Regions from separate parts of the Mus musculus genome. Here all the other regions are linked to region 1. The links are chromatin loops, found by intact Hi-C in ENCODE. Cell type or tissue: heart. All regions are shown on one strand.

What was found. Hi-C counts contacts between places; a loop is a spot of excess contacts. Peaks named below come from ENCODE experiments on the same cell type or tissue, not always from the same donor. Only the 100,000 strongest peaks of a DNase experiment are listed, where the experiment ranks them.
Region 2: a loop joins it to region 1, with 3 times the contacts of the local background. A loop is called at or near these places in 3 of 42 quality-filtered maps.
Region 3: a loop joins it to region 1, with 4 times the contacts of the local background. A loop is called at or near these places in 6 of 42 quality-filtered maps.

The regions. Positions count from the first base shown.
Region 1 is chr3:104,988,389-104,996,388 of GRCm38, forward strand. No RefSeq gene overlaps it. Among named protein-coding and RNA genes, the nearest start is that of Gm46819, 11 kb to the left of the region's middle. In heart, no CTCF peak of the experiment used is centred here; DNase peaks (open chromatin) are centred at 3,453, 4,553, 5,693 and 6,313; H3K27ac peaks cover 1,774 bases.
Region 2 is chr3:104,711,915-104,719,914 of GRCm38, forward strand. No RefSeq gene overlaps it. Among named protein-coding and RNA genes, the nearest start is that of Gm34548, 35 kb to the left of the region's middle. In heart, a CTCF peak has its summit at 3,254 (motif pointing left); DNase peaks (open chromatin) are centred at 1,037 and 2,457; H3K4me3 peaks cover 637 bases.
Region 3 is chr3:105,161,780-105,169,779 of GRCm38, forward strand. No RefSeq gene overlaps it. Among named protein-coding and RNA genes, the nearest start is that of Gm40118, 58 kb to the left of the region's middle. In heart, a CTCF peak has its summit at 3,784 (motif pointing left); no DNase peak of the experiment used is centred here.

The DNA of each region.
Region 1 (8,000 bases):
TTTCCCGGTTTTCCCCACTCCTGGAAACCCCCTATCCCATCCTCCCTCCCCCTGCTTCTATGAGGGTGTTCTCCCACCCATCCACCCACTCCCACATCCCCACCCTCGATTCCCCTACACTGGGCATCTATTGAGCCTTCATAGGACCAAGGACCTCTCCTCCCATTGATGTATGACAAGGCAATCCTCTGCTACATATGCAGCTGGAGCCATGTGTACTCCTTGGTTGATGGCTTAGTCCCTGGAGCTCTGGGGGAGGGGTGTGTCGGGTCTGGTTGGTTGGTATTGTTGTTCTTCCTATGGGGTTGCAAACCCCTTCAACTCCTTCAGTCTTTTCTCTAACTCCTCTATTGGGGACCCCATGCTCAGTTCAATGGTTGGCTGCAAGCATCCACCTCTGTATTTGTAAGACTCTGGCAGGGCCTCTCAGGAGACAGCCATATCAGGCTCCTTTCAGCATGTACTTCTTGGCATCCACAATAGTGTCTGGGTTTGGTAACTGTATATGGGATGAATCCCCAGGTGGGGCAGTCTCTGGATGACCGTTCCTTCAGTCTCTGCTCTACACTTTATCTCCATAATTGCTCCTATGAGTTATTTTGTTGTGTTTTTTTTTGTTTTTGTTTTGTTTTCTTTTTTTGTTTTTTGTTTTTCGAGACAGGGTTTCTCTGATAGCCCTGGCTGTCCTGGAACTCACTTTGTAGATCAGGCTGGCCTCCAACTCAGAAATCTGCCTGCCTCTGCCTCCCGATTTTGTTCTTCTTCTAAGCAGCACCCACACTTTGGTTTTCCTTCTTCTTGAGCTTTATGTGGTCTGTGAATTATATCTTGGATATTTGGAGCTTTTGGGCTAATAGCCACTTATTCGTGAGTGCATACCATGTGTGTTCTTTTGAAACTGGTTTACCTCACACAGGATGGTATTTTCTAGTTCCATTCATTTGCCTGAGAATTTCATGAATTCATCGTTTTTAATAGCTGAGTAGTACTCCACTGTGTAAATGTACCACATTTTCTGTACCCATTCCTCTGGGTTCTTTCCAGCTTCTGGCCATTATAAATAAGACTGCTATGAACATAGTGAAGCATGTGTCCTTATTATATGTTGGAGCATCTTCTGGGTGTATGCCCAGGAGTGGTATAGCTGGGTCCTCAGGTAGTATTATGTCCAATTTTCTGAGGAACTGCCAGACTGATTTCCAGAGTGGGTGCACCAGTTTGCAATCCCACCAGCAATGGAGGAGTGTTCCTCTTTCTCCACATCCTTGCCAGCATCTGCTGTCACCTGAGTTTTTGATCTCAGCCATCTGACCGGTGTGAGGTGGAATCTCAGGGTGGTTCTGATGTGCATTTCCCTGATGGCTGAGGGTGTTTAGGTGCTTCTCTGCCATTCGAGTTTCCTCAGCTGAAAATTCTTCTTTGTTTAGCTCTGTACCTCACTTTTTAAATAGGGCTATTTGATTCTTGGGAGTCTAACTTCTTGAGTTCTTTGTATATGTTGGATATTAGCCCTCTATTGGATGTAGGGTTGGTAAAGATCTTTTCCCAATCTGTTGGTTGCTGTTTTGTCCTACTGACAATATCCTTTGCCTTACAGAACCTTTGCAATTTTATGAGGTCCCATTTGTCAATTGCTGATCTTAGAGCATAAGCCATTGGTGTTCTGTTCAGGAAATTTTCTCCTGGGCCCACGTGTTTGAGGCTCTTCCCCACTTTCTCCTCTAAGTTTCACTGTAGCTGGTTTTATGTGGAGGTCCTTGATCCACTTGGACTTGAGTCCAACCTATCTCTTACTAAAATATTAAATATTAATTATCAATCATTTTGTTTGCTCTACAGAGCTCTCTAATCTCAATGTGGTCTTACTCATTGACTGTTGGCATTACTTCCAAAATGACTGACTGGGTCCTATTCAGAGAGCCAGCACCCATGCCTATAACTTTAGGAGTTTTCTTTACTTTTCCCTTAGTGTCCAAGTTTCAGGTCTCATGTGAAGGGCTTTGACCCATTCAGAATTGTTTTATTGGGCAAAGTAATCGGTAAGGATGATCTTTGACTGTTCTACATACAAATATCCATTTTCCTCAGCACCACCTGTTAAAGACACTCTCTCTTTTTAGTGTGTGTATTTGTCAAAAATCAGATGGTCATAGATGGGTGGCCATAACATCTGGGCTTTCATTGATTTCATTGATCCATGTGTCTGTTTTTATGCCAGCATCGTGCTGTTTTTATCACAATGGCTTGAATTACAACTCGACAGAAGATGATATCTAGCATCATTTTTCATATACAGTATGTTTATATACAATATGTATGGTGTGGGCACATGTGCATGTGTAGCGTGGTGCACACATTGAAGAAGCTCAGAGTTGGTTTTCTCCTTCCAACATGTAGATTCTGGGGCCTGAACTCAGGTTGTTTGGCTTGGTAGCAAACACCCTTACCCATTGATCAACCTCACTGTTCTTGAGACAGACTGACAAAAACAAAACAACAAAAATCAAAACAACAAAAATGTATGATAAATAAATACATATCCCCCCATAACGATTAATTCCTGATTTAATTTAACTTTAGGTCAATTCCAAAACTGCATGTGACTGTCACTCCAAGGCAAGCCGCCACGGAGCACAGTGTAATGTTGGAAAAAGAGCAAAAAGGTTTTGCATTTTATAATGTTGCGCTGACCACTTGGCTTGGGTGCTTAAGGGTTTGGAAGGAGCTGTGCTAGGTAGAGATGGACCTTGAAGCTTAATTTGGCTTTACCACAAGGGGGCTTGTATTCTGGTTATCTCCTCAGTTCCAGCTCTCAGTGGCCCAGGAGTCTAAACTCTTTTCCTGGGCAGAGTCTCCAGGTCCATGCCACCACCACCCAAGGCTGCACACACTTACTAGGCTCTTGGTGAGGTGTTGAAATATTGCTCGGCTTTGGTGCTGGATCTGCACCAGCACTTTGCCTGGCTCTGCTATTCTTCGGACCCTTTACTCCTTGTTCACATCTCCTTCAGAGCCAGGACAAGTGTCATTTCCTCTGCCAGACCTTTGTAACTCACTGGCCGAATACCTGCAGCCACAGCTCACCCCCCCTTTTTTTGTATTTGTTTTGCTGTTGTTGTTTGTTTTGTTTTGTTTTTGAGACATGGTCTCTCAGTGTAACCCTGGCTGTTCTGAAATTCACTCTGTAGACTAGATTGGCCTCAAACTCACAGAGATCTGCCTGCCTCTGCCTTTCAAGTGGTAGGATTAAAGGCTCTGTTTTGCTTTTTGAGAAAGGGTCTCAGTAGCCTTAAGTGACCTGGAACTTGCTTTGTAGACCGGGTGTGGGCTATCATGCCTACAGTCTAAATAGTGCCATGTTTTGCATTTGTCTCACACACTACCATCAAAAGCCCCAAAGGGCAGAAAGTTATTTATTCTTCCAAGTGCCTGTGGCAGTGCCTGACACCTAGTAGTGACTATGGCATGGACATCTTCACGGATGGATTCTTTGTGTTCCTGCCAGAGTGCTGTCTCCCGGCTATTTGCTTGGCTCATGAAACTGGGCGTGGTGTTTCATGCTTGCAGTCCCAGCTGGATCATTGAAAGTTCCAGGCCAGTTTGTGCTAGAGAGTGAGAGCTTGTTTCAAAACACAAACGAAACAAACTAGGCATGGTGGCACATGCCTGTAACCCCAGTTTGTAATCCCACATTTGGGAGGTTGCAGCAGGAGGATTGCTATGAGTTTGAGTCCAGCTTGAACTACAGAATGAGACCTAGTCTTTCAAACAAACAAACAAACAATAAAACAAAGAGTTGGGGATTTAGCTCAGTGGTAGAGCCTTGGTAATGGTTCAGCCCTTCGCACCAGAAAGCAAAATAAAACAAAACCCTACTTCATTAAGAGTTCTGTATTTGGGATGTCAACACAACATTTCTGAGGTATCATGCAGTGTATGGATAAATAATAAATACTCATACTCAACCTGACCCTTCTAGCAGTAAGAGAACATCTAAGGTGTTGGTCACTCACTATCCAAGACTTGGTGAGGGCTCATTTGGGCTAGGAGTTAGTTTCCTTTTTAAACGTGCTCTAAGAGACCCAAGGCTCATAGAGTAGTCAGGTCTGTAATCCCAATCACTTGAAAGGCTGAGGCAGAAGGATCAGAATTCAAGGCCAGCATGTACAACTGAGTGAGATCCTGTCTCACTGGTCCAGTGATTACACTTACCCGGTGAGTGTGAGATTCTAAGTTTAATCCCCAGCACTGAAAAACAAAAACCAAAATCCAAAAAACCCAAACATAGCAATCCTGTGAAGTGGTTCTATCATTCTCTCCCCTTTTATCATCATCATCGTCTTTTTATTTTATTTTTTAAGGAACCTAGCAGGAGGCTGGTCTCCAAGGAAGTTGGACCCAGGGGTGTGAGCATGCAGCATTGCCTGCGGGCGGCTGATGCAACGCCCCCTCTTGGCCGTAGAACGCGTCGCTCTAGGTCGCTGAGGTTGCTGCGCAGCAGCACCTCGTCCCATAGAGGTTGTCCACGTCCGAACACCAGGGGGCGCGAGCAACCTAGCTTTCGGGACTAGGGCGAGGCTGCCAGCCTGAAGAAGCCTGCTTGGCATTTGTGCCCAAGGGTGGCGTCAGAACCAGCGTCTTTTAATCCAGACATGCAAGTTAATCTTCCCTACCCTGCAACTCCGATGGTCAAGGGCAGATAACCTAGCTGCTGTATGCTAGGCAGAGAACCCCACGGGAAGAAGGCAAGCTACCATTACATGCCGATAGACTAGCCCAGGTTGTCATTTAGCAGGGTTCCATACAGAATGACATTATTGTTCTTAATGTCTCTTTGGTCCAAATTCCTTTTGCTTCCCCTTGCTGTATACAGTGCAGCTATACCCCATCTATGCAAACCAAGACCTCTTTCCCTTCTGTCTGCGTGTATTATTTGTCTTAAGTCTCTAAGCTCTCTGATCCTGCTCTCCTCTTAGGCTCTTGGACAGCCCCCACCCCAACTTATCTGAGACACCTACTATGTCTTAAGACATGCATTATTGTGAGATGTCACTTATGTGAGACTCATCTCCCTATCAATGTGTAAACTACAGCACTTAATAACTATATGCTCAATAAATTAAGAGGCAGATACAAAGTGGTGTGTGTGCGTGTGTGTGTGTGTGTGTGTGTGTGCGTGTGTGCGCGCGCGCGCGTGCATCCATATTTCTAGATCCAGCTCAGGGTTACATAAGAGCCACCAGCAACAAACAACTGGTTTTCATCTGTATTTATTTCCTTTTAATACAGTATCTTGCTATGTAACCCAGGCTGTCCTTCAACTTGGGATCATAGACTTTTATGCTGGCACACCAACAAGTCTCTATTGGATATGCAAATGAGGACCCACTAATGTATCATTCCTATTTTGTTCTGTGTCCTATATGTCTACAGCCAGCTGGGATTACCCAACTCCCAGAAAGGAAGAGTGAGGAATGTGGACTGATGTGGGTGCTGGGGAGTTGTTGGTGGGGGCTGGGAGGCATGAGGAGGCCCGGGGCAGGGAGCAGAGCTTTCCCATGGTGAGAATAAGGCCCACATAGAGAATGAGGGAGGGAGAGTTGCCAAGATCTGAGTTATAGCAGAAGGAAGCTGAGCCCTGAATGGGAGCCTTGTGTGTGGCCCTGTGCTGCTGACTCACCAGGCTGAGGAGAGCGAAAACATGCTAGGGATGAAGAAGGGGCCTGTTTATGCCCTGCCACCACCTCCAAACCGCCCTGCCACCCCAGATTGCTTTGGTCAGGGGCTTCCTGAGGACACCAGCTGCCCCGAGGTACAAAGAGTCCTGGAAGGCTGTGATTTAGGTGGGACAGGCAGGGGAGAGGAGATGGAACACACAGCAGGGAGCGATAAGAGATGGGGAGTTTTGAGAATGCAAAAGGCGGGGGTTTAAGGGACAGCGTAGCATCTGAGTTCTGATGGAGAGAGGGGCCAGGAGGCATCCTGGTGGCCCTTCCTCACAGGCAGGTGTGGCAAGTCAGAGTCTGAGCAGGGAGGGGACAGATGCTTACAGCTTCTGTGTCTGCCTGGCTCTACCTGAGGAGCAAGCTTGCCTGTGAGTACTTCCCAGGGCTGAGGCCAGACGGAGGGGCCCAGCCTGGGAGCAAAAGCCCTCCCATGCTTCTCATTCCTCCCCTCACCTGGCTGTCAAACCTGTTCAGAGACAGGACAGGATTTTTGTGTGGCAATCAGGCTGGTGGGCAGCCTGAGGCTTAGGCAGCCCGGGCAAGCAAGATCAAAGCCAAGCTTTGTGGGGAAGCAGGGGAGAGGACAGGGAAGGCCTTAAGGGAGTAGCCAGGACCAGGCTGACTGCTGGTCCCAGGTCAGCTCAGGAGAAGCCTAGGCAGAAGTGGTGGGCGGGGACTACAGTTTATTGTGTGGGCTCTGCCATGGCCTGAACTTGGATAGTCACTTGACCTTTCTAGGACTTGTTCTCATTTTTAATACAGGAGACCGACCCAGAGGTTTCCGAAGTGTCTCTCATTTGATTCCATGTGAGTAGACAAATTGTCCTTTCCTCAAGACCCAGGTTTTTTGTTTTTGTTTCTCCCTGTGTCAGCTGAAGAACTCAAAATAATAATAATAATAATAATAATAATAATAATAATAAACAACCAGTGGACTCACTTGGGAATCTGGCTGACAATCAGTTAATGTCCTAATTCCCATCATGTATTGCTTGTTCTTGGTGCTGGGGATTTAATATCCTGAGACTTTCTTATTTGCTTGTTTTCAAGACAGAGCTTCTTTGTGTAGCCTTGGCTGTCCTGGAACTCAATATGTAGAGTACTTTTGCCTCCAACTCAGAGATGCACCTGCCTCTGCCTCCCGAGTGCTGGGGGTTAAAGGTGTGCGCCACTACAGGTGATCCCAGGGCTTTCTGGAAACTGGGTGTGCTCGATCTCTGAGCTGCTGCTGCCCTCTGACCTGTTCGAAATGGTAGTGTGGCCAGTGGAAGGGATTGAAACCAACTGGCTGTGGGTTCAAATCCCAGCTGTAGGACTGGGGATGTAGTTCAGGGGTGGAATAACCACCTAGTTTATGTTGGTCCTTAGCACCACCCAAACACATCACAACACAACTCAGCACACACCAAGCAATGGTTAGCAGCATTTCTCAATCAGGAGCAGTCCTCCCCACGACCTTGACTTGTAGCTGTGACTTTACATCTCAGCCTGGCTCTGGATCTTTGGGCAATTAATTTATTGTTTCTTAAGTCACCGTATTTGTTAGGTAGGATGATCATATTCAGTAGCTATGCAGAATTAAAGGAAGTAACCCGAGTTGGCTAACTGACAAACATTCTCAAGACTATATTCCCTCCTTTACAGAGCTTAATCAGAACCAAAAGGAAGACCTTGGGCTTGGCTAGAGATTAGCTGGGGCTACAGGTTAGCTGCTTGGAAGCTAACCACACCCAGGAAGCAGAAAGGGACGTGGAGCCTGATGGATAGAGGGAGAAACCGAGTTGCTATGCATCAGGAAGGCCATGGCCAACCCTCGTGCATTTTTGATAGTTTCACTATTTACTGGCTTTTGAATGTGCGCTGAGGTCCAAATCCAGCACTTCATGCATGCTAGACTAAGCACTTCCCACTAAGCTATAGCCCCAGCCCTCGCGTGGTTTTCAAGCTGGGATGACCCTTCTGAGTTTTCCTTAGTTGGGACAAGGAGACAAACAGTAAACTGGAGTCAGCAGAGTTGTGATCCCAGCATCTAGGAGGCTGAAGACAGGAAATTGCTAGTTTTGAGAACAGAGCATGCATGATATACAGTACGAATGTGCTTAGCGCACATACACCAATAGGTCCTTGGTATGAGCTGAACGCTGCAGAAATGACCTTGGAGAAGTTTTTTCCCCCCTCTCTAGTAAATGTAGCTCCTATATGAGGGCAACAGCCTAACCTAACATTCCCTGTACCTACAAGGATATTCTAGTTATCTATCATATTGAGCGAGTA
Region 2 (8,000 bases), 280 kb before region 1:
GATTGGGGGGGGGGCCCAACCCATTATGTTGTCCCTGGGCTAGCAGTCCTGGGTTCTATAAGAAAGCAGGCTGAGCAAGTCAGAGGAAGCAAGCAAATAAACAGCACCTTCCATGGCCTCTGCATCAGCTCCTGCCTCCAAGTTCATGCTCTGTTTGAGCTCCTGACTTCTCTCTGTGATGAACAGTAATGTGGAAGCTAAGCCAAATATACCCTTTCCTCCCCAAGTCGCTTCTGGTCTTGGTGTTTCATCGCAGCAATTGAAACCCTAACTTGGACAACCTCCACCTTTGTTTTCTTACCATGTTCCTGCTCCCCTCTCTTTGGAAAAATGGAAAGAAACAAACTGAGCATATTTTAAATTCTGATCTCCATCATTCTTAGCAGAGCATTAATTAATTGCTTATCCATGGTAATGAAGAGCTAATTACCTAGTGTAGAAAGAAGAAAGGAAACATGAGTATGAATTTTCATCTGGGCTCCCGTGTGACGGAAATGAGAATGAGCTGCTTGTGCTTGGAGCTGACCATCAGTGATTAAAGGAAGAGCTACGGTCTGTTCATGGGCCGCATCTTAGGACTGGGAGGAGGAAGGGACAAGGTAGGCTTAGCCATCTCCTCTTAGGCAGACACAGGGATTAAGAAAGCTGGAACACGGGCTGGAAAGGTAGCTCAGTGGTTAAAAGCACTGACTGCTCTTACAGTGTGCTTAGGATCAATTCTCAGCACCCACATGGCAAATCATAGCTGCCTATATAACTCCAGTTCCAGTGGATTTAGTGCCCTCTTCTGGCCTCCATCAGTTTTTGCACACACATGGCTTATGAAAACACACACATGTACACAATAGATAAACAAAACAAAGAACCCACCCCCCCACACACACACACAAAGATCCCTGCCTAATGACCTTTCTTGCTTTGGCTCACTGCCATTAAAGTGTCACATTGGAACTGTGATTCCAACTATGATGCTCTGCAGACTGCAGAAAGGCCTTCTAGGAATGCAGGACACATTCCCAGCTGCAGAGGGTACTGCCAGCGCTTCCCAGGCTGATGTGCATATGATGACAGATCAACAGGTCACGCTGGTTCCTGAGTTCCCTGCAAAGTCACCTGGGGCTGGGGTCTAGATTACACCAGCTTTGTCTGCTCTTTAAAAAAAATTGTTAATTATTTTACGTGCATGCACATTTTGCCTATATGTGTGTCTGTGTACTATGTGCCTGCCAGGTACTCAGAGAGACCAGGGGAGAGTGTCAGATCCCCTAGAAGTGGGCTTACAGATGGTTATAAGGCTCAAGTGGATTCTGGGAATTAAACCCAGGTCCCCTGGAAGAGCAGCCAGAGCACTTAACCAATGTGTCATCTCTCCAGACCCTTTTCTTTGCTCTGACCCTATGGATGGTGACTACTAGTGACTAGTAGTTTGATGTTCTTGCCTTGACTTCTCCACAACGATGTACACACTGATGATATAAACTCTAACCTGGAATTGACTTTCTCCCCTAAGTTGCTTTTTATTAGAGTGTTGGCTACAGCAGCAGAAATAACTCTAGGTCATGGCCCCGTCCTCTTCCAACATAACCTTAGGAACCAACTGTTCTGACCTTTGGAGGTTCTTCTACTGCTCAGCTTCTCTGTCGGCAGAGACAGCAAAGGCTTCCCTCAGGACAGACCAGGTCCAGAGTAAGGTGAGGGTAGTCTCTGGCTTCCAGATGCCTTCATTGTCCTTGGACACGTTAAAATGTCCCCATTGAGGCACAGGGAGAAAGGCCAAATAAAGTGCTTGCCTTGCATCAGGACCTGAGTTTGGTCTCCAGAACTCAAGTGAACAAGCCTGGTGTGGCGGTGCAGTTGGAATCCCTGTGCTGGGGGGTGGGAAAAAGTCTGTCCTTGGGGTTTGCCTGTCAACCAGCCAAACTACCTAAGAATTCCAGGCCAGTGAGAGAGACCCTGTCTCAAAAAACCAAAGTGGATATCACCTAAGGAATGACACCTGAGCTTGTCCTCCGGCTTCCACACCTATGTGCACACACATGCATGCACACCTGTACACACATATGCACACCTGCTCACACACATATGCACAGTCATACACGAGCGCACACAAATGGCACTGCACTAAGTCCTAGATGATGGAGTCATTGACTCACAGTAGAGGGGTCACCCAACACCTGAGCACTGTTTCTGTAAGCAGCCTGGTTTCTATGGGCTCTCTTGCTGGGTCTCCTTCAAATGTGTCCTCAGCTTGATGCTGGATGTCTCTTAAAACAGCTGTGGTCTCTGAGCTCAGGACCAACTCACTGAGATTGTGTTAGCCCATGTGATTCAGGAAAGGCCAGTGCGCTGTTAATTAAATAGTCATCTCCAGGGACTCAGGATGACACTTCTCTGGCCAAGCTGGCTGATTCCTGCTATTGCTCCAGTCACCGGTAGATGGCACTGTTCTCCCACAACAGATGCCTGCTCCCGCCTAGCTGGCCAGGCTCACCAAAGCTGTCAGCCCTATGATTCCTTGGAGACAGAGACACCCCGTTCCATGATGCCAGCTGTGGACTGTCACTGAGGCTGCGCTCATGGTGCATTTGAAGACCCTCACCAAGAAGATGTCACTAAGAAGAAGCTAAGCACTGGCAAGAAGCTAGGTCTTGGGGGTCCAGTCCCTGCACACACCTGTGTGGTTTGTCTTTCTGACAAGGAAGAGCTGCTTTTGGACTCTAAAAGCCCAATTTCTGCTGCCCCAAGAGATGGCAGTGCCATTTCTAACCCCAGGTGAGCCCGTGCAGTCCAGCAGGGTGTCTGGCAGGAAAGCAGAGGCCAGGACCCTTTCCCGTTCTGGTAGCTACACTGGGTTCCCGGATCTCCAGGGGCTTCTTGGACCTAACGGCTAATACGAGAACTGAGAGGTGAATGGAGAGCTCAGGTCATGGGAAACAGCACGCCTTTCCCTGGGATAGGCTCAGTCTCTGGATGGGGTGGCAGGCTGTGCGGGGAGGGAGGGGATCTAGGTCCCAGGCACCAGCTGTGACACAGCCCTGTGTCCTTAGGCAAATAATTTAAAGTTTCTGAATCTCAGAGAAAAGCAAGGGAGTCATATTCCATTTGAGACGCTCTTCTAACGCCCTGCTGTGGGAGACATGGGAACAGAGCAGATTCAAACTGCAGCAGGAGAGGTTCAAGCTAGATCTGTGAAAAACATCCAGGCTGAGCAATGTAGTGATGAACTGGGACAGGGAACCCTGCCAACTCCACAGTGCCACCTACAGGCTGGAGGACTGAAAAGGAAAGACCAGGCCATGATGTCAGCTGCAGTTCTGGACGTGCAGAGTAACACCAGAGGGTTGGCCTCTAGGAGATAGGATGAGGGTGTAGCAAGAAAAGAGTAGCCCAGGGGTTGTTGGGTATGACGCTCCTCCCTCACTGCGCTTACGGGTTAGAAGCTTGGTTTTCAATGTGGTGATGTTAAGAGGAGATCAGGTAGGAAGAATTTAGACCATTTGGGGTGCTGTCCTGAGAAGGGATTAAAGCAATTCTTGTGGGGTTATGAGAGAGTCATTACTGAAAAGCAAATCTGCCCTCTCTCTAGTCTCCATTTTGCCTTGTGAGGTCCCTCTCTCCTTTCTCTCCTCCCTCTTAGGATGCTATCTACTGCGATATGGAGTCGGAAGTATCTCATCAGAGACTAAATAGATGGAGTTACCAAATCTTGGAGTTTAAGCCTCCAGAACTGTGAGCTAAATAGACCTATTTTCTTAACAAAACATCCAGGCTCATGGATTTCATTACAGTGATAGAAAACAAGCCAGAAGATCCCCATAGAGCAAAGTAAGCAGGCATGCTGAAGGCTAAAGAAAAAAAATTGTTCTCATCTGGAACTTAGCTTTTTTTTTTTTTTTTCCAGTTGGGTCCAGAAGCCAGGAGGGAGCAGAGAGGAGGACAGGATGGTGGACTTGTCCAGGCTGCAACCAACAAACATGTACCAAAAAGATGCAGAGAATCAGGATTTCCAGCCCGGCCTGAACTCTACTGAGCCACATACCACAGAGCATATCCTCCTGTGGACCTTGGAGACTCCCGAAACCGTATCTCCATCCTGACTCTTTAATAGTCCCCACCCTACCCCATATTTCTCAGGAATCTACAGTAACCAGCAGTTTCTGGGTGATCCACAAAAAAAGCCTCTCCAGGTCTTTGAGGGAACCATAACTCTTCCCTGGGCTGAGAGGTGAGGGCGGGGCTGAGTCTCTGCATGGTTAAGGTGACACCTGTGGGTGCTGGGTTAGCCCAGCTCCAGCGTCAGGGAAGGAGGGATGAAACTCCTTCCTGAGAGCCTCTTGGCCCCACAATTAGCTGAATAAAGGTTTGATACATTCAGCAAGTGTTAGCAGAGAAGAGCCCCAGGCAGGGCAGGGGTTGTTTCCTAGGACCCAGGCCGAGGGGATGACCATGACCGAGGGGAACATCAGTCTGCTCAGATATGTGGCTTCTCAGAGACTGACTGGCAGGAGGGAAACGCTGTGGCCCAAACCAACACCCAGACCTATTTAAAGCTTTAATGTTACAAAAGGTCTAGGGGTGCAATGAAGAAAGGAGGGATAAATAATTCAGAAAGCAGAAGGAGAGACATTGCCAGTTCTGATGGAGGTTCGTGCTGGCTGAATTCGCAGCTGCACCCAGCCTCCCGGGAGAGGGTGCAAGCCAGGACAGAGGCCGGCTGGCTTGGCTCTCAAAATGTTTCTTGCAAACCTTTCCTCTCACCTCCTCCTCCCTTCTCAGGGCCCTGTGAGGTGAGGCGTTTCAGATGGGCCATGCTAGCCTGGAGCCCAAGACCCCTGACCACCAGCCAGCCAGCCTTGTTCATGCCTCAGACTCCTGCACCCTGTGGGATCCAGTGAGGGACACAAAACATTGCTGCTTCTGGAGTAACCAAAAAAAAAAAAAAAAAGACCTGTGGGAATTTTGGGTTTTGTCGTGTTTGTTTTGTTTTTATGTATATGTGATTGTATGAGTGTGTGGGTTTTTTTATGTATGAGATTTATGTGAGTGTGTGAATAGGTATGTGTGAGTATGTGTGTACATGCAGATGCCACAGCACACTTAGGGAGATCAGAGGACAATCTCCAAGGCCAGTCCTTGCCTTCTTTGTTTCTGTTGTCCCCACTGGGTCTGGCCTTCCCCAGCCCACGAGCTTCTGAGGATTCAGCTCTTTCTTCTCATCTCTCTTCTCATAGGAGCTCTGGGATTTCAGAGTCACACAACTGTGTCTGGTTTTGTTTACATGGGTGTTGGGGATTTGAACTCAGGTCATCGTGTTTGCACAGCAAGTATACTACCCACTGAGCCAAGACCTGGTTTTCTGAGAGTAACTTTTGTTTTTTAAGATTTACTTATTTTATTTATATGAGTACATTGTAGCTGTCTTCAGACACACCAGAAGAGGACATCAGATCCTATTATAGATGACTGTGAGCTGCCATGTGGTTGCTGGGATTTGAACTCAGGACCTTCGAAAGAGCAGTCGGTGCTCTTAACCACTGAGCCATCTCTCCAGCCCTTCTGAGGGTAACTTTATACAACTGTGTGATCCTGGCAAGGTTTTATATCCTCTCTGGTCCCTCAGAGGCTTCACTTTTCTTTAGGATAAAGATGTGAGCATCACCAGCTGGACTGATGCTCCTGGCATATTCCCATAATGCCAGCTCTTGGAGGGCAGAGGGTGTTTAAGGTCATCCTTGGCTACTTAGTAAGTTCAAGTACAGGCTGGGCTATACAACAGACCCCCAACCTCTAGTTTTGGTTTTTCAAGACAGGTTTTCTCTGTGTAACCCTGGTTATCCTGGAACTCACTCTGTAGACCAGGCTGTCCTCAAACTCAGAGATCCACTTATCTCTGCCTCCCAAATGCTGGGATTAAAGGTGTGCACCACCACCACCCTGCAACCTGTCTCTTATATAAACACAAAATAATAAAAATGAAAAAAATTAAACTTATCCAGTCTGATAATCTCTGTTTCTAGGCTGTAACTAGGAGATAAGAAGAATCAGAGTTTACCTTGTGAATGGTTTGAATGGAGAGGAGATCACTTGCATTGTGTTCCATGGGGACGTGTCCTCTGCTTCCTGCCTCCTCCCCCTCCCTCTCCCTCCTCCTCCCCCCTCTCCTTCTCCCCCTCCCTCTCCCTCCTCCTCCCCCCTCTCCTTCTCACCCCCCCCTCAGTTCAGCCCAGGGAATCCGGACAAGAAAGTTGCTCTGTCTTAGTTTGAGTTTCATTGCTGTGAAGAGACACCATGACCACAGTAACTCTTATAAAGGCAAACATTTCATTGAGGCTGGCTTTCAGTTTCAGAGGTTTAGTCCATTATCATGGTGGGAAGCATGGCAGTATGCAGGCAGACATGGTGCTAGAGAAGGAGCTGAGAGTCCTACATCTTGATCTGTAAGCGGCAGAAAAGGGACTCTCTGTCTCATTGACTGTAGCCTGAGCATATACAACCTCAAAACTTGCTCCCACTGTGACACTCTTCCTCCAACGAGGCCACACCCACTCCAACAAGGCCACACCCACTCCAACAAGGCCCTGTGTCCTAACAGTGCCACCCCCTATGAGCCAAGCATTCAAGCACATGAGTCTATGAGGCCATACCTAATCAAACCACCACATCTTCTCTTCATCTTAGAAACTCATTTGGAAAACAAAAATCCATTTTCCTAGCTTTCTCTTGTCTAGACCCAGAAGCCAGAAGCTTATCAGTGTTAATGAAGCCAGGACCTAATTATTGAGCATACTCATGTTAAAAAGGGCCTTTCAAATCATGCAGAGAGCTAACACACTCAGAATAAAAAGGAAAGGAAAGCTGTTATCTTGAAATGCCTGGGCTCCTACCTGGGCTGAACCTTTGAAGCCCTTATGGGTAATTAGGTGTCTTCCAGCACTGTACAGTCTCAACCCTGCATGGGGAAGATGTCCCCTTCAAGGCAGAGGGGTCATCAGAAGGGACAGCTTTCAACTTTCTGCATGTAGTTCTCTTCCAGCTTGCTTTTTGTGAACATTCCTGGTGACCCCTGGACCCCATCAGATCCCATTGTCTCGGATTCCCTTTTATTTATCAAGAAAAGCCATTGTAGTCTGAGTCTACAACTGATTATTCTAGAAGCCTTAAAGACTCCCTGATTTTTCAACCAACTCACTCTGAGCTGAGGACTGCTTTTCTGGGAGGAAATGGAGAAGATGGCAGAGTGTTGGATTAGATTTGCTCAAAGATTGGACGGGGAAGGGGATAATGACAGGCAGAAGCATCTAGGATGAGCCAAGAGTTTTTAGTTGAGCAGGTGGGTGGGTAGTGGTACCATGTATTAAGATAAAGAAGACAGGGCTGGTGAGATGGCTCAGTGGGTAAGAGCACCCGACTGCTCTTCCGAAGGTTCGGAGTTCAAATCCCAGCAACCACATGGTGGCTCACAACCATCCGTAACAAAATCTGACTCCCTCTTCTGGATTGTTTGAAGACAGCTACAGTGTACTTACATATAATAAATAAATAAATCTTAAAAAAAAAAAAAAAAAAAAAAGAAGACAGCTGGTCATGGTGGCCCATAGCTGGGATCCCAACACTTAGGAGGCAGAGGCAGGGGCATTACTGCAAGTTCAGCCGGCCAGGAGTACATAGGGAGACTATGCCTCAAAAAGAGAGCTGGAGAGATGGCTCAGAAGTTGACCACTGGCTGATTTTTCAGAGGGCCCAAGTTAATTGCCAGCATCCACATCTGTATGTAATTCCAGTTACAAGGGACCCAACACCCTTTTTTAGCCACCTACAGTACCAGGCACACAGCAGTGCACAGACATACATGCAGGCCAAACACTTCTACACAGAAAATAAAAATAAATACATCTTCTTTTTAAAAAGAGAAGGGAAAAGAGAGACTGAGAAAAAAATGGAGGAGGGAACAAAAGAAGCTTGTTTTAAAGAAGAAAGCATATTTAGAAAATTATGTTTGT
Region 3 (8,000 bases), 170 kb after region 1:
AATGCTCATTTTTGTTCTTAATCTTAGTGGCTGCTTCTCTAATTGAATTCTTTGTACACGGTAAGTTTTCTTGAACTTCTCAGTGCTTGCCTGTCTTCTCCAGCAGGGATAACATCCCTTTGTGTACTAATCGGCTTTCTGAGATCATCCACATCCCCCAGCTTCCCAAAGGCATCTCAACTCGGAACCTCTTAAACAAACAGAATCCTGGAATTTGCATAAATGATTAAGTCTGGCATTTTCAATTTGGCCAGGCTGCTTCCCAATTTGCCAGGTTCCTCAGGTTCCAAGGCGGGATACTCATACATGAAGAAAGGAATCCCACTCTTCCCCATGTTTGAGTGTGCAGGGTCAGCTCAAGCCTGGATAGGTTAAAAGCTCTGGCTTTAGAGCCTGTTTTCATCTTTGCCACTGTTAACAGTAGCCTTGGGTGAGCTTCTGAACTTCTTGTCTGTTATAGAGCAGTTAAATAAGATAGCCCATCAGGGACATACTCCTAATCTCAACACTTGGAAGGCGAAGGCAGAAGGATCAGAAGTTCAAGATAATCCTTGACTACCTAGTGAGTTCAAGGTCACCCAGGGCCATGCAAGACTCTACAATCAAAAATTGTAAACCAATAACATCAACTAAACCTAGACTCCAAAACAAGATAACGCAGGTTAAGCACCGAAGCACTGAACAGTGTCTGGGTCAGAACAAATGCTTGGTAAGCAACCACAAAGGTAGTAATAAACAATAACTATCCATAGCCTAAGGTAGAAGAGGTCTTTGAGAATTTGTTAGCAGATTTCAGAAAAAGTGACTGCTCATGTCTGCAGTGGACAGAAGAACTGAGTTTATTAAGGCTGAAGGTCGTTAGGTCTGTTCTCTGTGCTCTCAGCTGTCAAGAGGTCTGCTTTTTCCATTTCCAGAAGGAAAAATTACTAGAAAATTTAGTAATTTGATCTAGGATCACATAGCCAGAAGTAGTGAGCAGGATTTGAAATCAGGCCTTCTGACTCCCTCTACCCCATTCATTGTCTATCCTAAAGAAAGGAGTTCTTCTGCAGTGTGTGGGACTAAGGTTAAAACCAGCATGCTAGCCAACTGTTATTATACTACTGAGCCATAGTCCCAGCCCTAGAAAGGAGAAACAGCAGATTAGACCTGTTGATTGTTTACTTAGACCCATCATCTGCCTCAACTGCCCAAGCTGTTTCTACTCAGCTTTGCAGAATAAAAACAGAAAAGTTCAGATAATGCCAGAGGCCAGACAGAGGAGCAATGGGGCCTGGGTCTGTCTGTCTGTCTGTCTGTCTGTCTATCTATCTGTCTGTCTGTAATTACTCCTGAGTCTCTATCCAGTTATCTTCACGACTTTGGGCAGGCCAGTCAACTCATTTACACTCTGGCTTCTTTACCTACAAAACAGTAGAGAGGAACAGCCACCTTGATGGCTTTTGGGTTGCAGGGATGCTACCAAGATGATGCATTTCGAGGTCTTCACACATTGGAAGCTCCATACAAATGGAAGGACTAATTCCATCACTCTATAAACCTCTGTCTTCCATCCCCTTCTCCGTGCTGTCTCTAGCTTTAAAGCTCTCAGAGCCTGTCAAACCATCTTCCCATATCTTGGCACTGGAGAGACAGGTCTTCCATTCTTCAGAGTGCAATGGCCTCTGGTGGTGTGACTTGGACCAGGGCTTGAGCACATGAGCCCACTGAGGTTCTCATGGGTGCCTCCTCACCACAAAGCTGCTAACTCCATCCTAGGGCAGGGTTCTGTTGGGGCCTCACAGACCACCACATGCACCCCCATTAACTCCAGCCTCTAGAGAGACAACTCCCTTAGCTCCCCGACCCAAGGCACTCAGCCTTGCTGGTTCAAGTGGCTTTCTTTCGAAGGCTCAGAAGAAGAAATGCAACGCACGTTAAACACCCCTTAAAGCAGTATCTTTCAAGCCTTTCTGTCTTCTCTCCTTCCTCTCACTTCTTTCACCACAGCTTCTGCTACTCTAGTTTCCTTTCACAAGCCCCCTGTCGGTAGCTGGGGGACTCATCTCAGTTTCCTCTTTGGGCTGTTTCTCCTTGACAGTGAGTCTGAAATCAGAGAGAAATGAGAGAGGGTCTAGATGTTATTTGCCCCAACTGTGTCATTTTTTTCCCCAAACGAAGATATTGAGACCAGAGGAGAGAGTAATTCATTCAAATGCATTCCATTTGCCGCTCCCATATCCACATAGGAGGATGTGGCCTTGATGTGCTGGACTGGGAAGGATGTTGGGGCATAGGTTTTCATCTGAGAAGGCAGATCTGATTGCTTTAGCTGTCAAGTAGTCTTTCTCTTCCATATAGCAAGAAGAAATGACTCGGATGTGATCCATGGTGGTGGCAGGGAATCACCTAAGTGCAAGCCAGGTTCCAAGTGACCAGTGGGAAAGACCTGAAGTGTGGCCACACCTCTTCCTTGCATACTCCAGCCCAGAGACATGTGGCCTGGGTAAGATAATCTTGGGAATTTAGCTTTCTTTGAAACTGCTTGGTTCTGATTTTATGCCCATTCCAGCTTCCAAGCTCAAGGGGGAATCATTGGTGCCTCGCAGTTCTTCAGCGTTCAAGAAACGTTAAGTAACGCTTACGATCAGTTGCAGCAGAAAGGAGTAACTTGCATGAAATTTCATTCCCCCACTTGCTCCTCTGATCAAAAAGACAGAGAAAATGAGATTATCTTCTCCTGTCCAGAGACAATCTCATTGCCTCCGATCTGCCAACTGTGTAGCCACGAGCATCGTTCCGGCATCTTTTTATAACAGATGAAGACAGACCTTAGTGACAGACTCTGAAATGAAAGAGGCGGAATCAAAGTCTTTGTTTTCTGTTTCTAGGCAGAGGCGCTGTCCCTGGTCCAGCCCGGGGAAGGCAGAAGAACTCTTTCAGTTTCTGGAAAAGATGCTCTGGCCTCTAATTCTTCAGACCCTGAAGTAGGTAGGTGGGCAGGGGACAGCGGAGGTCCCCTACCCCACTCTAATTTAGTGACACAGACCATTGCAAATGGAGCTAGATCTAGACTGAGCACCTGCTAGGGTCATGATTTGTCTTCCTTTTAGTTAGGGCTGAGAGCTTTGTGTCCCTAGCTGGTGATAGGCCTTGACTCTTTAGTGCTGTTCCTAGCCAGTCTCTTCCCAACTGTGCATGCATATCCCACCAGTGGAATAAAGGCTCAAGGTTAAGAGCATAGTTTAGTATACACAACAGGGGCGTGCCCTGCTTTTGCTTCCTGTCTCTCTGAACTCTTTTCAAATGATCCAACCTACTTCTAGCTCCATGTGATCTCACCATGTGCCTAACTAACCCCCACAGTCCTTCTGGCAGGGGGATTCTGGCGAACGCGCTAGCTTCCCACATCTCCAGGAATGTTTTGACATTCCTTACAGATGGCATCTCCAGTGGTAGGCTCCATCCTTGCTTTCTGTTCATGTTACAGGTCCAACACCTTGGTGGTTTGCTACAGGGTTCTGAATTGCACAGTGGGTCCTCAGTTCCATTGTCCCTCCTGAGATAGACATCAACCTGTTTTTAGCTTTTAATGCCCCTGCTTGTTTCTTCCTGATCTCCTCCAGTTTGGATCTTCTTCCTTCCCGCTGGCAAGGGCGCCTAAAGCCCCAGGTGGTTTGAATCTTTGCACTTTCTCTAGATAATTCTTTCTCCCTGTTACTAATCACTGTTTAACCAAACCCACATTTCTGGCTACAATGGAGTAACTATGTAGCTGACTACCCAAGGGTTGGTCCTCTGCTGCCCCCTGGGGGCACACATTCTACAGGCATATTTGGGAGACTCCCAAACCAACCACTACAAACCAAGTGGGCAAATCTTCCATCAGGCACAGCTCTCTACCTCCCCATTCTGCCCTCAGTTGACTCTAACCCTGACCCCCCCCCCCCCAGATGTCTCCTCCAGCTGTAAGGTCACCTGTGGTGGCCAGGTGAGGGCTGTGGCTCAGAGATGAGGATCTGCAGAGAGAAGGCTGGCTTTTCCACACCTCCATTCCCTTCACCCGTGGAGAAAGCAATCAGTGTAGATTTGCTTCGGCTTGGGCTCCACTAGAACAAACACACATGTGCACATAACACCCACATGCCAAATATTCAATTTCGGTAAACAACCAGACCCTGCTAATTAAAACGTCTCATCCATTTAGACGAATGTAACAATTAATTTAGCCAGACAGTAATTGTGTGATTCCAATATTCTTTCTTTTCATCCCCATCTAGTTGGCTGGTCGACACGTTTCCTGGGCGGGGGGCCACACCTTCTGATCTTTGAAATGGATTTCAGTGCTTTATCTTCACTCCCTGGAGGGCCTCTTATCTCACGGATGAGGCTGGTTCCTGCTTGCAGGGAATGTGAGTGTATCAGGTTGTTCCTGGCTCAAACCTGGCAGAAACAGACTGGGTCTGATTTTCCCTTGGAATACTCCCTGGTTATCTGCAGGAACTCTTTCTAATTCTTCCCATGATGGAAAAATCTGGGACTGTGAACTTTTCCTTGTTCTCATTCTTGCTCCTTTCAAAGATCATCATATTAGTAGTAGTCCAATTAGCACAGTTGAGAGGTAGAAGTGGGCAGGAAAAGAGGAAGATCACAGAATAATGCCCTTCAGCACCTAAGATGCAGGGAAAGAGGAAGGAAGGCTCCTACCCATGCAATCTGAATACACAGAGAGGAACATCATAGCCATATCTGCCATCACTAGCACACAGACCAGGACCAAAGGGTTCCCTCCTTGTCTGCTCTAAATCACTTGTCTCTAGATGGGGCTCATCTTTGGAAACTCTATCAAGTCTTTGTAAGACTTTGAGAAGGGTCACTGGGAAGAGATAAAATACAACCATAAATATGTGTACCCATGGTGGAGAACATCAGAGAGTCTGTGAAACTGTAGCTGTGGTCCGGAATGCATATACAGACCAGAGTGACTATTGCAGTATTGCAGCTGGATGGAAAGGGGCCTTAGAAGGTGAAATGGGGACTGCATAGCAAGAGTGCTGCTGCTGCTGCTGCTGCTGCTGCTGCTGCTGCTGTTTCGTTTTTTAACCAGGATTCATGAGAGCAGATCCAGGGCTTGTTCTGAGAAAGGGCAAAATGTGATCAATTAGGACAAAAGCTATTTAAGAAAAAGGAAATAGCATTGTGGACACAGAGCTAGGTATAAAATTGGATGTTTATTACAAACACGAAGACAGGTAATTATAAACTATACTTTTCAAAAGAGGATAGACAGCACAAAGACAGAAAAGTAACAAGAGGGAAAAATTAATTAGGCAGCTGGCACATCTCTCCAGAACTTTCTTCCCATGTTTTAGGTTACATACTCTTTGATGTTCCCTCATATGACAACAGTTTTGGCACGTCATGTCCTCAAGGCAGAATAAAAAAGATAAGCCTGTTTTTCTTCTAACACAATTGATCAAGTCTGTTTTGAATTATTGATAAGATTCATAAAACATGAGACTCTACTCACTGATAGATTTGTTTTTGGGGACAGTGCTACAGGTTTGTACTCTGTGACTCAGAAGTTCTGGTAAAGGCCAGCATGAGATGTCTCAGTTATATTCCTGCACAATGCTACCTCCGTTCCTGCACTGCTGTGTGGTGAAGCCAGGTGGGTTGGAGTTGTTGATAGAGACGGTGGGACTTTCCCCCAGAGTCATTTGTGCATGGCCCTAGCTTAACTCCAGCTCCAGCTATGAACTGCATGAATATAAATAACCCATGATCAGTGACTTCAGTTCAGTTCCCCTTGTTCTGTATCCTCTTTTCTTTTTTCTTTTTTTTTTCGAGACAGCGTTTCTCTGTTGTAGCCCTGGCTGTCCTGGAACTCACTCTGTAGACCAGGCTGGCCTTGAACTTAGAAATTCGCCTGCCTCTGCCTCCCATTAAAGGGATTAAAGGCATGTGCCACCACGCCCGGCTCCTTGTTCTGTATCCTTAAGTGCAGCTTGGACCCAGCCAGTGATAGAAAGAGGCTGGGATAGAGACACCCGCTTTGACAAAATTTGGTTAAAATGTAGCACAGTGGAACATTTTCCAAAAAAAAAAAAAAAAAAAAAAAAAAAAAATTCTAGGCTAGCTCTGGAAACTCAGGGAGAGTTTCAAGGGTGAGGGACCTTGATGAAAAGTTTTCCTGGCATCAGAATTAATCTATCACTGCTTAGATTATGAGCTCATCTGGGTGTTGGGAATCACACTATCCCAACTTACTCCTTTGGGTGAAAGAGAGAATTCTGTGCAACAATTATGGGAGCTTGTTGGAGCCAGTAGTTCTGGGTCCAAGCTCTGGTTGTGCAACTGAGGAGTTTTTGTGATCTTGGGTAAGTTGCCTAAACCTCAGCCTTCTCATCTATAAAATGGGAGTACTAATAGTATCAATACGATGCACATAATGCCGAAAGCAAGTACTAGGAAATTGATAATTACTGACAGTTTTGTTTTCTAGAGGGAGAGGTACTTTGAACTTCTGAGGTTGCATAGTGAGAGTGGAGGAGGGTGTCATAAATGAGGGAATATTTAGGATAGACCTTAAAGATCCCGTAAGGTATTAACATTTGAAATGGGGGTGTCCATCCTAGCAGAGATGGGACCGTTTTGGAGGGAGTACAAACAGGAAAGTTTTATGAACACTGAGGGTTTTTTTTTTTTTTTTAAACGAGGGTGTATATAGTGTATATGTATGCATCTATGGTGCTACTCTGGGTGGGTGCACAAATGCCACAGTGTGAAGCCTGAGGACAACCTCAAGTGATGGTCCTTGCCTGCCATCTTGTTTGTGACAAGATCTCTTTGCTGCTTTTCATCTGCATACCCCAGGCTAGCTGGATCACACACACTCTGGGGCATTCTCCTGTTTCTGTCTCTCATCTCAAAGCAGCAGCAGGAGGGCTCAAATTGCGCCTCTTTAATTGTTCTGAGGATTTAAATCTAGGTTCTCACACTTTTACTCAATGAACCATCTCCCTATCCCTGAAAGAGAAGTTCTGAGGAAGGAGAGGGAGAGGGTGAGAGAGGGAGAGGGAGAGGGAGAGGGAGAGGGAGAGGGAGAGGGGGAGGGGGAGGGGGAGGGGGAGGGGGAGAGAATGAGAGGGGGAGGGGGAGAGAATGAGAGGGAGAGGGAGAGAATGAGAGAGGACTGGTGAGGAGAGAGCCTATGGAGTCATGAGACCCATGAAAAAGTTACTGACCATCCAGGCCGGTGATGATAAGAGGACTGGGCAGTATCAGTGTCTTAAACACACACACACACACACACACACACACACACACACACACACTGCCCTAGAATAATAGACATCACATTCATGCCATTGTTTTATTCTGTACTGCTTTGAATTGTTTATCCTTCTCTCTGCTGGGATTTGACAAATAGAAGACAAGTCTGGCAGATCTGTCGCTGGTGCCAGTTTGAAGCTGTGCCCTTTCAGGCATGCACTGGGCCCTTGCGTGACAGAATGACACTCCCTCAGCCAGCAGGGGTTACTCCTGGTTCTGGCTGCAGCTGGCTGACTTGTCTTCACATCCGCATGGGCTCTTTCTGGGAGCCATAGGAAATGCCAGCAAGGGCTGGTCTCTAGCAGCCTGATGGGCAGCACAATTTATTGTATGTCGAAATGACACCAGACACAGTGCCTCTTGCAAGAGACAATTTGGTTCCTGTAATTGCTAGCCTAGGGGCAGGAAAGATCTCTCTCTCTCTCTTTCTCTCTCTCCCTCTCCTTCATAGGGATGGTAGAAACAGGCTCCCTGAGAAAAACCTCGTAGGCTCCACTCCTGTCCACTGCCCTAGGGCCTCTCAGTCCACCATCTTCACAGTGGCTCTTCTGAGCCAGACATAAGATAGAGGTGAAGTATTCACAAGACTGCAGCATTAGCCAGACAGAAAGTAGAATTTTGCCCAGAGGTTTCTATCTCATTTGGATCTAGTGAGAGTTTAGAAGTATCTGCTCATTGATTCAGAG